Linked DNA regions of Homo sapiens: region 2 is linked to region 1. Evidence: chromatin contacts called from ENCODE Hi-C or POLR2A ChIA-PET data. All regions are on one chromosome and are shown on one strand. Each heading gives the region's core, a stretch centred on a gene start or an enhancer-like site at or near the end of the contact. The rest is flanking DNA. Distances are from core to core; before and after follow the strand shown.

Region 1 (7,105 bases), core at 1,789-4,288:
AAACAGGGTCTCACTCTGTCACCCAGCTAGAGTGCAGTGGTAAGGTCATAGCTCACTGCAGCCTTGAGCTCCTGGGCTCAAATGATCCCCCTGACTCAACCTCTCAAGTAGCTGGGACTACAGGCACATGCCACCACACTCAGCTCACCAAGCTTTTTTTTTTAAACACACACATCAGCGGGCCATGGTGGCTCATGCCTGTAATCCCAACACTTTGGGAGGTCAAGGTGGGCAGATCACCTGAGATCAGGAGTTCGAGACCAGCCTGGCCAACATGGTGAAACCCTGTCTCTACTAAAAATACAAAAATTAGCCATAATCCCAACTATTTTGGAGGCTGAGGCAGGAAAACTGCTTGAACCCAGGAGATGGAGGTTGCCATGAGCCGAGATTGCACCGCATCCTCCAGCCTGGGCAACAAGAGTGAAACTCCGTCTCAAAAAAAAAAAAATTAAAATTAAAAAAAAATTAAATGAAATAAAACACACATATCAAAGATATGCTTTACATATATGTAAAATCATACAAAATAGATCTAGAAACACCACACTGCTAACCGTGGCTACTTCTGGAGAGAGAATTAGGACCAGAGGCAAAGGGGTAAAAGGTTACTTTTGCTTTGTCTGTATTGAGAACAACAACAAAAACCCCTCAAATTATGGCCTTTTCTCTGGGAAAACAAAAAGGGAGACGCTCACCATTTATTAACTCACATTCTGGTGGATCTCTCATATTGTTGGCTTATGGGGTCATAACCTCCAAGGGTAGAACCAGTGCCTTTGTACTTTACATAATCTGTGTCTCTGTTGTCCAGTATGATTGCTACATGTGGTTACCGAGCACTTGAAGTGTGGCTAGGCTGAATTGAGATAGACTGTAGGTCTAAAAATACATGCCATAAATCAAAGATTTAACATGGAAAAAAGTAAACTATCTCATTAATAATTTTGTATCACATGTTATTACATGATATTATTATTTGTTGAAATGGCATATTAAATAGAATATACTATTAAAATTAATTTTACTTGTTTATTTTACTTTTTAAAATGTGGCTGCTGGAAGAGTTTAAATTACATATGTATAGGTGGCACACATTACATATTTATTGGACAGTGCTGGTCTAGGTGATAAAAATTTTAAACCTGCTAATTACCTGAATAATTGTATAAATTACTGTATTTGTATCGTAAACAAATTTTTCCATCTAAGAAAAGTTAGATGCATGTTTCCACAACTTTGGATCCGTTTTGGCTGGTTTACATTCAAAACGTACACTGATATTTCCAGGACTTTAAACTGAGCTTCTGTTTTCCCATCTGTAATATTACCCACCTTGTAGTATGTTACAGTGATGTTTACAAGGGATCATCTACTCAAGTTCTTTAGTCTACAATTGTCTAAATGTGAAGTCCTCTTTGGGCTGGAAGCCTAAAGTATATTATGGTTTTACCCCTCCTTGTCCTTCAATGGCCCTACAAAAGCCTAATAAATGTAAGTGTCCTCCTCCTTCCTCTATTCAGTTGTAAGAAAGCACTCATTCACCTATCAATTGTTTCACGTGGATTTTTTTTTTTTTTTTTTTTGAGACAGAGTCTCACTCTGTCGCCCAGGCTGGAGTACAGTAGCACCACTTTGGCTCACTGCAACCTCCACCTCCTGGGTTCAAGCGACTCTCGTGCCTCAGCCTCCCAAGTAGCTGGGATTAAAGGCGCATAGCACCATGACCGGTTTTTTGCTTGTTTGTTTGTTTGTTTTGTATTTTTAGTAGACAGGGGGTTTCACCATGTTGGCCAGGCTGGTCTGGAACTCCCGACCTCAGGTGATCCACCCGCCTTGGCCTCCCAAGGTGCTGGGATTACAGGCGTGAGCCACTGTGCCCGGCCCCACCTGGATTTTTTTAAATGACTTTTTCCAAGTTAACTCCACTTAATATATTATCTCCTTCTGTTCTTTTTTTTGTTTCCTTCTTTTGGATTTGTTCATCATATTCTTATAAAATTAACACTTCATTCTCAAAGCTCCTTGTTCTCTAAGAAACCACCACCAGGTACCCACCTCCTCCCCACTCCCTCCCACTGTGTCCCCTGCAAATACAGACTTCCTAGAAAACCATTTCCTACAGCCTCAGTGATTTGGACATAGCTGTTTGTTTGAAGCAACCATTTCCTTACATGCTCTAATTTCACTTTCAGGTTATACGTCCTTGGTTATTTGGTTCTCTAATTACAGATCCCCTTTTCTAGAAAGGAAGTACAAAATCATTTTACCGTATGTTGTAGCACTGAAATCTGTTTCCCAATCTTTTATTATAAAAGAAGTTGAACTTACACTGTTTAAGATCTATTAACTTTCCTGCAGGCAAACTATTCTTCAATGTTTAAAAAAGTAATTGAGCCAGTCTTTTTCTCTCTCTCTAAAGAAAAAAAATGTTTTGCTCTAGTTCTCAGTTGAAATTTCTAATAAGGGGTCTTAGTAGACAAAAGGGATAACAAAACCTGACATGTGTGAGTGCTTATTATAAATTAAACATTGTATATGTACTTGATAGTTAATATTTCCAACAATGATTCCTAAACACTGCCTAGGGAGAAATTGCTAGGTGCGTTCGTTACCCTGTCTTCTATTTGTCCTTTTTTTGTTGTGTGCTCAGGAAAACCTCAGGGCCCGGGCTTCCCAATACTGGTTTCGAATATTCACACCCGAAGTCACTAATCTTTCTTGTGAACACCTTGTAGTTTGGCCCTTGATTAATTCAATCAGTGATTAGCACTTCTACAACAAGTGTTAATCTCTCTTTTGAAATACCTCTCAAAGCCCAACCCTTTACTGAGGATTTCTGCCCCAGTCAGAGTATACTGGAGAGGATTTCCCTATTGTGAGCAATATCTACAAGGCATTTCCCCTGCACACCACCAGTTTGGGAAAGGCCTGCTTCAAAGTCCTGTTGCACAATTAAAGCACAGAATTATAGGCTCAGGTTTGCACCTACTGCATGCGGTAGACTCCAGCTGAGCATAGCTAGTGATCCTGTTAAAAGCAGGGGCCAGGCTGGGCATGGTGGTTCATGCCTGTAATCCCAGCACTTTGGGAGGCCGGGGTGGGCAGATGGCTTGAGGTTAGGAGTTCAAGACCAGCCTGGCCAACACGGTGAAACCCTGTCTCTACAAAAATGCAAAAATTAGCCGGGCATGGTGGCACACAACTGTAGTCTCAGCTACTCAAGAGGCTGAGGTGGGAGGATCACTTGAGCCCAGGAAGTCAAGGCTGCAGTAAGCCAAGATCGGGCCACTGCACTCCGGCCTGGGTAACCAGAGTGAGACCCTGCCTCAAAAAAAAAGAAAAAGAAAAAATATTTTTTTGTTTTTTAAAGCAGGGGGCAGATTCTTTTGCAAAGCTGGAGGCCTTAATCAATAAGAAATAAAAATAATTTTAAAAAAACAGAAGAAGAAGAAAAGGAGCCAGATTCTTCAACACCAGGAGACCAAAACGAATAAACCTCCAGAGGGCACCCCCAGCAGTTCAGTCTGGGATGAGGGGACTCGAGGCCGGACAGAGCCGAGCTAGGCACCGTTCTTGGGTTTCCAGCCACCCAGATGCTCAGTTGCTCAAGTGTGACAACTAGGGCCTTCTCAGAAGCAGCCGGTACAGCCTCAAACGCTTCAGCTGGCAGGTGTGAAGGCCTCCAGCTCTTCGAGAGCAGTTTTCTTCCTGACAATGGGTGTCTATCAACTAACAAATAAAATTTGAGATGGACCCTGCAATTGTCCTTCCCATTTTACAAGGGAGGATATGGGTTTGCCTTGACCACTGTCTAGGCTCACACTCCGCAAGTGGCAAGCCCTGAGAAGACACCCCACATGAAGAAAGACAAACACAACCAGCTAACTTCTCCTCTTGCATTTGAAAGAGAACAGCTTTGATCTTAGTTTCATGGTAGGTGGTCAGCTTTCATTGATTTCAACTTTTTTTTTTCTAAGTTTCCCATAAAGGAAAATTTCTCCATCCTCCCCACTACTTCCAGAATACTGGGGGATTTCTCTCAACATAAAAGAATGTTGGAGTCTTTTAATTTCTAAGGGATCATGGCAACCAATTTGAATATTTTTCTCTATAGCACAACAGTCATGTCACAATCTTACCTTTAGAATATGTTTTCATTCTTCCCACTCATCAACTCTTTGACATAGGTACAGAAAATATCTTCATCCTATTTTGCAGATCTGAAAGTAGAGGCCCAAAAAGATCCTGTGTCTGACTTAAACCACACAGCCATGTTACTGAGTGGGGCTGAGATTTAAACTCAGGTCCCTCCAACTTCCATGGCCAAGACCGTAACTACCATGCTCTTAGCCACCATAATCAGGAGCCCTGATTGGGCTTCTTCTCAATCAGTGGGATCAAAACTTGGTGTGAACTAATTCTTAGCAGCAGAGCAACGACTAGAAAACAATTGGCAGGCATCCACAGCTGCACCAGGCCAAAGAGAGTATGTATTTGTCCACAGCCAAGCCAAGGGAATGGAAGAGCCCCAGAGCCAGGCATGGTGGTAGCAGCCAGTTGTACAAAGACCCATGGAACTGGGGCCAAAAGGAGTGAGAATTCCAAAGGAAGTCAAGGGCAGCCATGAGTGAACATGTGCTTTCATTACGCTTCCCTTTCATACTCTCCTAGACCAGATGAACCTGGACCAATGAATGGTTCTTGAGCTTTATAGTAAGATCTCTGAGGAAGGGTTGGGGGTGCTTATTAAAACACAGATTTCTAAGTCCACCTTATTCCTATGAATCAAAATCCCCGAAAGTGAGACCCCAGAAGCTTGTGTAAACAAGCTTCCCAGGGATGCCGACCACACCTGGAGAAGCAAGGACCAGATGGCAGAGGCGGGTCTGCAGGTGTGTGTGGCTTCCTGCAGTAAAGACAGCTCTGCCTGCTCCTGCATTTAGTTAACAAAAGCAGATGAGCAGGAGAAAGTTTCTCATGTGCTGAAACAAGAAAAGAGAAAAGAGTTACTAAAAGACGTGTGAAAGCGACAGGAGCAAATGTCCCAACCTATCCCAGAGAGGGCTTCAGCAGCACGGAGGCACAGGTGTGGTGAGGTCAGAGGGAAGACGCCGCCACCTGGGCATTGTCTACCAAAACCAGGCAGTGCAGGTGACAGGTTCCTTGCTGCAACGGGAAGGGGAAGCAGATGAGAGAACAACAGCAAGGAAGAAGCTTGTAATACGTGTTTTACCTCAGCTGTCATTCTAACTGCTGCACACGCAGGCACACAAAACATTTTTTTAAGTTTTTGTTTGTTTGTTTGTTTTTGAGACAGCCTCACTCTGTCGCCCAGGTTGGAGTGCAGTGGTGCAGTCATGGCTCACTGCAGCCTCTATCTCCCAGACTCAAGCAATCCTCCCACCTCAGCCTCCCGAGTAGCTAGGACCACAAGTGCATGCCACCACGCCTGGCTAATTTTTAAATTACTTGCAGAGACAGGGTCTCCCTATGTTGCCCAGGCTGGTCTCAAACTCCTGGGCTTAAGCGATCCTCCCACCTCAGCCTCCCTAGTAGCTAGGACCATAGGTGCACGCCACCAGGCCTGGCTAATTTTAAATTTTTTTGTAGAGACAAGGCTTCCTGTGTTCCCCAAGCTGGTCTCAAACTCCTGGGCTCAAGCTATCCTCCCAACTCAGCCTCCCAAAGTGCTGGGATTACAGGCTTGAGCCTCTGTACCTGGCTTTAAGTTGTTTTAATAGCAGCAGTGGAAGCCTTCACACACTAGGAAAGAATAATCTGTGTTTGCTGAGATGGGTAGGCTATGGCAAGGCTCAGCCTTAGCCACTGAAAGAAGGCATTTTTCAAAGGCTGACTGGGGACATTAGGAATTATTTTGGAGAATTAACAGGAAGACAGGACTGCACTGATACTTTATATGCCCTCTTACTGTTGTCGTTGTTGTTGTTGTTGTTTTTCAGTCTCCCAATAGATAGAAAGTCCTCTTGTTATAGACTGAATTGTGTTCCCTGAAATTCATAGATTGAAGCCTTAACTCCCAATGTGACTGTATTTGGAGATTGGGCCTTTAAGGAGGTGATTAAGGTACATGAGGCTGAAGGGGTGGGGCCCTAATCCAATAGGATTGAAGTCCTTATAAAAAGAAGAAGAAACATCAGAGAACTGTCTCTCTCCATCCTGGCACAGATGAAAAGCCATTTGAGGACACAGCCAGAAGGCAGCTGTCCGCAAGCCAGGAAAAGAGGCCTCATCAGAAGCCAACCCTGGAGGCGCCTTAATCTTGGACCTCCAGCCTCCAGAACTGTGAGAAAAATAAATTCCTGTTGTTAAAGGCACCCAGTTTGTATCATTTCTTACGGCAGCCCTAGCAGAAAAATACACCTCTCTGAGCCTCAGATCCTTCATCTGCAAAATGGGGATAATCACATTACCTTTGCCATCGAGTTACTGAGAGAATTAAGTGAAATAATATGTGTAATAATGTGATATATGTAATAGGTTAACTGGCACACAATAAGTGCTAGTTATTATAGCCCATGTCATAGGATTGTTAATTGGACTAAGTGAGATAATCAATGTGATACTCTTGGTACAACAGCTGCACATAGTAGGTGCTTAATAAATTGTAACTATAAACACTGTTATAAACTTTTATTCATTTATTTATTTATTTATTTTTCAGACAGTCTTGCTTCATCGCCCAGGCTAGTCTTGAACTCCTGGCCTCAGGTGACCCACCCGCTTCGGCCTCCCAAATTGCTGGGATTACAGGTGTGAGCCACCATGGTCAGCCTATAAACTTTTAAATAACTTTAAATGCAATCATGTTGCTAAAACAACTTGCAATCAAATGCAGCCATGGTGCAGTCACAGCTCCCTGCAACCACTATCTCCCAGGCTCAGGTGATCCTCCCACCTTAGGCTCTTGAGCAGCTGGGACCACAGGTGCATGCCACCATACCCAGCTAATTTTTAAATTTTTTTTGTAGAGACAGTGTCTTCCTGTGTTGCCCAGGCAGGTCTCAAACTCCTGGGCTCAAGTAATCGTCCTGCCTCCGACATAAGTAAATGTCATGATTATTATATAACAGCTACCCTTCCA
Region 2 (7,105 bases), core at 3,101-5,600, 47 kb after region 1:
CACATTAGACAGAAATAGCTAGGCCTGCACTCACCATGCTCTGTCATTGGCTAGGGGCTGACCAGGAAGAGCACAGCTCCAGCTTGAAAACTATGGTGGATTCCAAAGGTGCTGTAGCCAGGTACAGTGGCACACACCTGTAATCCCAGCTACTTGAGAGGCTGAGGCAGGAGGATCACTTGAGGCTAGGAGTTTGAGGCTGTGGTGTGCTATGATCACGCCTGTGAATAGCCACTGCATTCTAGCCTGGGCAACATAGCAGGACCTCATCTCTAACAACAACAACAAAATGGTGCTGGAGCTCATTACACTCCTCCCCACTGAATGTCAAGTCCATGGCCACAGCACCTAACACCCACCTTCTTTTCTCTTGGAATACTTGGGATGTAAAGAACTGTATTAAAGAACCCCATTCTGCTCCCGCTCCACCATGGTTATATTCCACAGCGCCTGCTCTGACCTGAATCTATTTGATTTTTTTTTTTTTTTTTTTTTTTGAGACTAAATCTTGCTCTGTTGCCCAGGCTGGAGTGCAATGGCATGATGTCGGCTCACTGCAACCTCCAACTCCCGGGTTCAAGCAATTCTCTTGTCTCAGCCTCCCGAGTAGCTGGGATTACAGGCGCATGCCACCACTCCTGGCCAATTTTGTATTTTTAGTAGAGATGGCGTTTCACCATGTTGGCCAGGCTGGTCTCAAACTCCTGATCTCAAGTGATCCGCCTGCCTCAGCCTCCCAAAGTGCTGGGATTACAGGCGTGAGCCACCGCACCTTGCCCCATTTGATCTGATAGACACAAATGATCCCAAGTCTTCAGAGATATATTAAATATAAAAGATTTGTTCCTCAAAATAATAGTATCAATAATTTTGTTAGAAGCCCCTATTATAAATATTTAATAAAAATTCTAATTCGCTAGCAGAACTCAACTCTTACAAACCTCTGAGACCTCCTCTCTCTTCGGCTAGTTGTATGCCAACATCTAAAGGGATCTCAGCAGCCTATATTTGTGTTCTTGGCCTAGCGACTTCCCAAAATGGCCCCACTATTTCCTGATAGAACAACACATGGGAAGACACTCAAGCTGAATGAAGCCTGAAATGGCCATTCCTTGGTGTGACTGCCTGCCTTATAGTGACTGCCATGTTTCAGTGCCAGTGAATCAAGTTTAGGAGAGAGAACAACTGTTCCTTTTGCAAACCATTATTAAGCCCCTGCTATATGTCAGGCACCATAATAGGTGCTAAAGTTACGGTGGCTGTGGTGGTTTTAAAATACATCTGCAGCCAGGCACGGTGGCTCACATCTGTAATCCCAACACTTTGGGAGGCAGAGGCAGGAGGATCACTTGAGCCCAGGAATTCTAGACCAGCCTGGGCAACACAGTAAGACCCTGTCTCTACAAAAAATAAAAAAGTAGCTAGGCATGGTGGCACACACCTGTAGTTCCAGCTACTTGGGAAGCTGAGGTGGGAGGAATCCTTGAGCCTAGGAGGTTGAGGCTCACTGAGCTGTGTTTGCCCCACTGCACTCCAGCCTGGGCAAAACAGTGAAGCCTTGTCTCAAAAAAATAAAAAATACATCTACAAATTATTTTACAAGTTTCCCTTCAACGATGGAGCCTAATTCCTCTTTCCCTTGAGTATGGGACAGACATAATGACTTACTTCTAACAAATAGAATGTGGCAATAGTGATGATGTATGACCTCTGAGACTAGGTTATAAAAGGCGGTGTGTGTCGTCCTCCTTGCTCTCTCTTGGATCAATTGTTCTGGGGGAAACCAACTACCATATCGTGAGGACACTCAAGCAGCCCTATGGAAAGGTCCATGTCATAAGGAACTGAAGCCTCCTGCCAACAGCCATGTGAGTGTGCCATCTTGGAAGTGGATCCTCCAGCTGCATTCAAGCTTTCAGATGACTACAGCCCAACCAACATCTTGATTGCAACTTCATAAGAGACCCCAAACCACAGCCATCCAGACAAGCTACTTCCAAATCCCTAACTCACAGAAACTGTGAGATCATAAATGCCTACTGTTTTAAGCCACCAAGTTTTGGGGTAATTTGTTATACAGCAATAGACACAGCGGGAGACAAGACAAACACAGTTCCTGTCCTCATTCTTGCAGCAGATAATAACCTGTTATTAAACAAATGTGGAAACAATGTGAGTCAAGTTGTGCCCAGCAAATCTGTGCAAGTGCTAGACTTTCCCACCAACAGGAAATGTGATCAGGAGATTTGTTAGATTATTGCATTGATTGTGACTAGAATATCAGTTTGGTGTCACCAAAAGGTACAGCCTGTCTTTATGCTATGATCAGCAGAGAGACTGCAGTAAATGGTGGTGGGGTCTGATATAAGATCCAGTGGATCTGGGTCAGAATGGGTGCCATGGCAACCCAAACCTCCTGAAACCAGGTGAAGGGAAAGCAGCAGCCCAGGCCCTTACAGAGAAAGCTGGTCTGCAAAGAGTACAGGAGAGCTGAGAGAGGCAAATACAAGAGACCATGTGTGTGTCTCCAGGGAAACAGAGACAAACCACTGTCCATTTCCTGTGGGCTGACAGGACTTCCAGGGTTGTATTCTATGAGGTTTCCTAAACATATATATATTTTTTTCAATCAATCCCCTTTTTACTTGAGCTAACCAGCTGGGTTCAGTCATTACAGTAGAACAATCTCTGAGGTGCTCCACTCCAGCCTCGTAATGGGTCTCTCACCTCCAGTATCTGTCCTCTTCAGTGCACCCCACATGGGAATCCAGGAGTCTTCTTCAATCACTGCTTTAGTCAAGGCACCCTCCCCCTACTTCTCCTACAAACCTTAGTTAGGTCCCCACTCCTATAGGTCAAGCACCTCAGCCAGGTATTTACAGCCCTCCTCAACCTGGCTCCAACTCACCTTTTAAATGATTCCCCACGTATACCCTATCTCCAGATAAGCTAAACTCCCTGAAGTTTGCCATGGGTCTTGGTTTTTCAGCCTCATACCCTTCATCAAGTCACTCTTTCCACTTGGAAGCCCATCGCTACCCTCATCCACCTCACTTTATTCTAGCTATACAGCAAAGATCGTCTTAAGGCTGGGTGCAGTTGCTCATGCCTGTAACCCCAGCACTTTGGGAGGCCAAGGCAAGAGGATCACCTGAGTCAGGAGTTCAAGACCCTATCTCTACAATTTTCCCGGTTTGGTGGCACGCACCTGTAGTCCTAGCTACCTGGGAGGCTGAGGCAGGAAGATTTCTTGAGCCTAGGAGCTCAAGATTGCAGTGAGCCATGATCATGCCACTGTACTGCAGCCTGGGCGATAGAGTGAGACCCTGCCCCACCCCCACCAAAAAAAAAGATGGTCTTAAATGTGTCTCCATGAAGTTGTTGCTAATCCCTTCAGCTGGTATAATGTTTTCCTCCTCCGAATGCATCGTTTATGGTATTGGTAGAGTGTAAGTCCTTTTCTGACTATACTGTAATTACATATGTGCATAGCTCATCACCTCTACACAGCCATAAGCTTCTTGAGGGTGAAAACAAGGTTATTCATCTTGGTATCAGCTTGGTCCTAAGCCCGCTTCTCTGTTCACTCTCTTCTCTCCTTAAATGATCTCATGATTTATGACTTCATCCACTCCATCTAAATGCTGATGCTTCCAGCCCAGACCTCTCGGCTAAGCACCAGATCCTACTCACACCACCTACTCCCATAGCCCCGTGGGTGTCTCCAGGCTCCTCGTGCTCGGTGTGTTCAGTGGGAACTCACCGTGATGCCCCCCACCCAACTCAGGCCTCCTCCAGGTTTCCTTTCTTGGTAAATGCCACCCCCATCCCCTACTGGACATCCAGTTTTGCAAGCCAGAATCGAGGAGTCCTCTTGGAACTCCTCCACCCAGCAACATCTATGTCTACTCCATCACCAGGCCCTGTAAGTTTTACATTTTAAATGGTATTCAAATCCCATAACTTTTCTCCACCTCCACTACACCCCTTAATCCAAGCTGTCCTCATCTCTCACCTTGCCCACATCCTCTGCTGGTATCAAAATAGGCTCCCCACGTCACCTGCAGCCTCACATCTCCAGTCCTAGTTCATATGATTTGAATGTCACTTGTTTTGTTAAACTCAAATCTGGCCAAGTCACGCTACAGGTTTAGAATCTTCTGTGACTTCCCATTGATCTAGGATAAAGACCCAAATCCTTAATATAAACTGACCACAGGGCCCAGCATCATCTGGCCCCTGTTTATGTCTCCAGCCTAATTTTGTGCTACTTTCTTTTTTACTCTCAATATTTCAGTCACAGGGCACTACTTTCAGTTCCTCAAAAGCACTGTGCTCTCTACAGCCCTGGGGCCTTCATGCATGCTGCTGCTTCTCACTCTGGCCACCACCTTTGCCTAATAAACTCCTGTTCATCCTTCTAGTCTCAGAACAGATCTCAGCTCCTCAGAGAAGCCTCCCTGACCAGATCTGGTCACTCAATTACATATCCTCATTGTTCTCTGTATTTTCTTTTATTGTATTTAGATTGTTCCATAATTATAGATTTGTGTAATTATTTGAAGGTAGATGTGGCTATTTTGTTTCAGCACATAGATATAGAAAATTATATTAATGACCAGCTACATTTGGCTGCCAATATTGTCAAGATATGTCAAGTTTTTCCGGAGGCTTATAATTTTCACATTTTCCTCTATTTTCTAGTTGCATCAGTAAAAAAAAAAAAAAAAAATTTGAGACAGAGTCTCACTCTGTCTCACCCAGGCTGGAGTGCAGTGGTGCAATGTTGACTCACTGTAGCCTTCACCTCCCGGGTTCAAGCGATTCTCCTGTCTCAGCCCCCTGAGTAGCTGGGATTACAGGCACGTGCCACCATACCCAGCTAATTTCATATTTTTAGTAGAGATAGGGATTGATTCTTTCTTTCTTTCCTTCTTTCTTTCTTTCTCTCTCTTTCTTTCTTTCTTTCTTTTGAGATGGAGTTTCACTCTGTCACCCAGGCTGGAGTGCAGTGGTGCAATCTCGGCTCACTGCAACCTCTGCCTCCTGGGTTCAAGCGATTCTCCTGCCTCAGCCTCCCAAGTAGCTGGGATTACAGGTGCCTGCCACAATGCCAGCTAATTTTTTGTATTTTTAGTAGAGACAGGGTTTCACCATGTTGGCCAGGCTGATCTTGAACTCCTGACCTCAAGTCATCCACCTGCCTCAGCCTCCCAAAATGCTGGGATTACAGGTGTGAGCCACTGCGCCCGGCCTGCATCAGTTAAAATTTTACTTAGCTGCAAGTCACTGAACATAGTGCTTCACCAAATAGGGTTTTTTCTCTTTTTCTCACATTATAGAAGTCTTGAGGTAGGGCTGAGGCAGCTGCTTACAGAAAACAAGGTCCCAGCCTCCTTGTAACTTTTCTCCGCTACTCTTAATGCCTGACTTTCTTCCTCACAATGGAAAGCTGGGCTGCTGCCCCTCCAGCATGGTGTTCATACTCTACACAGAAAGAAGGGGAGGGGTCAAGGGCAAAACATGTGTACTGATTGGACTTGTCCCTTTTTCTCAGGAAAACAATAGGGCTTTCCTGAAAGCCCCACAGAGGAAGCTTCTACGGATATTTTTTGGCCAGACTTGGGTTGTAGACACTTCAGCTTCAAGGGGCTCTGGGGAGGTATGTGATCTTCCATGGGCAACCTGCTGCCCTAAGCCCAGCTGGAGCCCTGTTAGTGAGGAACAAGGAGAGATTGGAGACCTGGAGGCCAACCAGGGTATCTGCCGCTCTACTGCCACAAACAAGTAGATCAGCTGGGTTCCAAGGCTCTGACTCAGTCTCAGAAGCCTATATGAAAGTAATCCAGATGAGTAAACTTTTTGAGTTTGAAATTTTGAGCAGAGAGACTCAAGCTCTTTAAAGAGAGAGAGAGAGAGAGAGGAGAGGAGAGGACAAGACAGAAGAGGAGAGGAGAGAGAGACTGGGCACGGTGGCTCACATCTGTAATCCCAGCATTTTGGGAGGCTGAGGTAGGTGGATCACTTGAGGTCAGAAGTTCAAGACCAGCCTGGCCAACATGGTGAAACCCCGTTTCTACTGAAAAAAAAAAAAAAAGCAGGACATGGTGGTGGGTGCCTGTAATCCCAGCTACTTGGGAGGCTGAGGTAGGAGAATCGCTTGAACCCGCGAGGCGGAGGTTGCAGTGAGCCAAGATCATCCCACTGCACTCCAGCCTGGGCAACAGAGCGAGACTCCATCTAAAAAATAATAATAATAAAATGGTATTCATGCCTGTGGTAAGAAAGAAAGATTGGGCTCTGCATGTATAGTGCTAAGCCATGCAAGTGAAAAGTGAAGAAGTCCAACAAATACATGGTTGATTTATCTATATAATACTAAATAAATCTGCTTAAACCCAATATATGAAAGCATCCTTCCTCCTTGAAATATTCTTCTCACTGTACACTTCATTTTAAAGATCTACTTTTTTTTTTTTTTTGAGACAGAGTCTTGCTTTTTCACCCAGACTGGAGTGCAGTGGCATGATCACAGCTCAATGCAGCCTCAACCTCCCAGGTTCACGTGATCTCCCCACCTCAGCCTCCCGAGTAGCTGGGATTACAGGTGTGCGCCACTATGCCAAGCTAATTTTTTTTGTGTGTGTATTTTTAGTAGAGATGGAGTTGTGCCATGTCACAAGGCTGGTCTCAGATTCCTGGGCTCAAGAGATCCTCCTGCCTCAACCTCCCAAAATGCTGGGATTACGGGCATGAGCCACTGTACCTGGCCTAAAGATCAACTTTCAAGAAGTTAATTCATCATTAAAATTTGAGCCTACAATTAAGGCATGACATTACTAGACATTGCCCCCTCAGTCACACGGCTTCCTCCATACCCTTCATGCAGGCATGTGTTCAGTCTCTAGGAAGAGAGCAAGTGAGATGCTCTATCCATTCATCAAATGAAAAATGAAAAATAAGCACACCGCCAGTTCAGCCATACCTAAGAACAGGAAAGTCAGACGGCGAAGGAAGAATTAAGAATGCAAGGGATTCATAGAGAGATTGAGCCTATATTAGAGAGAGTTTAGAATGAGGGAAGCAAAGTGATTTGTGTGGGGAA

Evidence for each region. Hi-C counts contacts between places; a loop is a spot of excess contacts on that map. ChIA-PET counts read pairs that join two places held with the same protein, here RNA polymerase II (POLR2A). Pooled maps may share reads with other maps.
Region 2: a map of B cell shows a loop between it and region 1 (6-fold over the local background). The contact joins two enhancer-like sites. A Hi-C loop is called at or near these places in 4 of 168 maps with a recorded cell type or tissue (B cell, OCI-LY7, endothelial cell of hepatic sinusoid and 1 more), 2 of 37 single-sample maps with no recorded cell type and 6 of 50 pooled maps. POLR2A ChIA-PET finds 5 or more read pairs at or near these places in 4 of 52 experiments (AG04450, GM10248, activated B cell and 1 more).

What each region holds. Positions count from the first base shown.
Region 1 is chr10:92,785,729-92,792,833 of GRCh38, reverse strand. No RefSeq gene overlaps it. Among named protein-coding and RNA genes, the nearest start is that of EXOC6, 59 kb to the left of the region's middle. Within about 2 kb of position 3,038, at least 3 of the 41 ENCODE cell types and tissues checked have a DNase peak (open chromatin) inside an H3K27ac peak, as active enhancers do; they include B cell, where a contact is called at or near this core.
Region 2 is chr10:92,739,641-92,746,745 of GRCh38, reverse strand. No RefSeq gene overlaps it. Among named protein-coding and RNA genes, the nearest start is that of HHEX, 53 kb to the right of the region's middle. RefSeq lists an enhancer at 3,939-4,278. Within about 2 kb of position 4,350, at least 4 of the 41 ENCODE cell types and tissues checked have a DNase peak (open chromatin) inside an H3K27ac peak, as active enhancers do; they include B cell, where a contact is called at or near this core.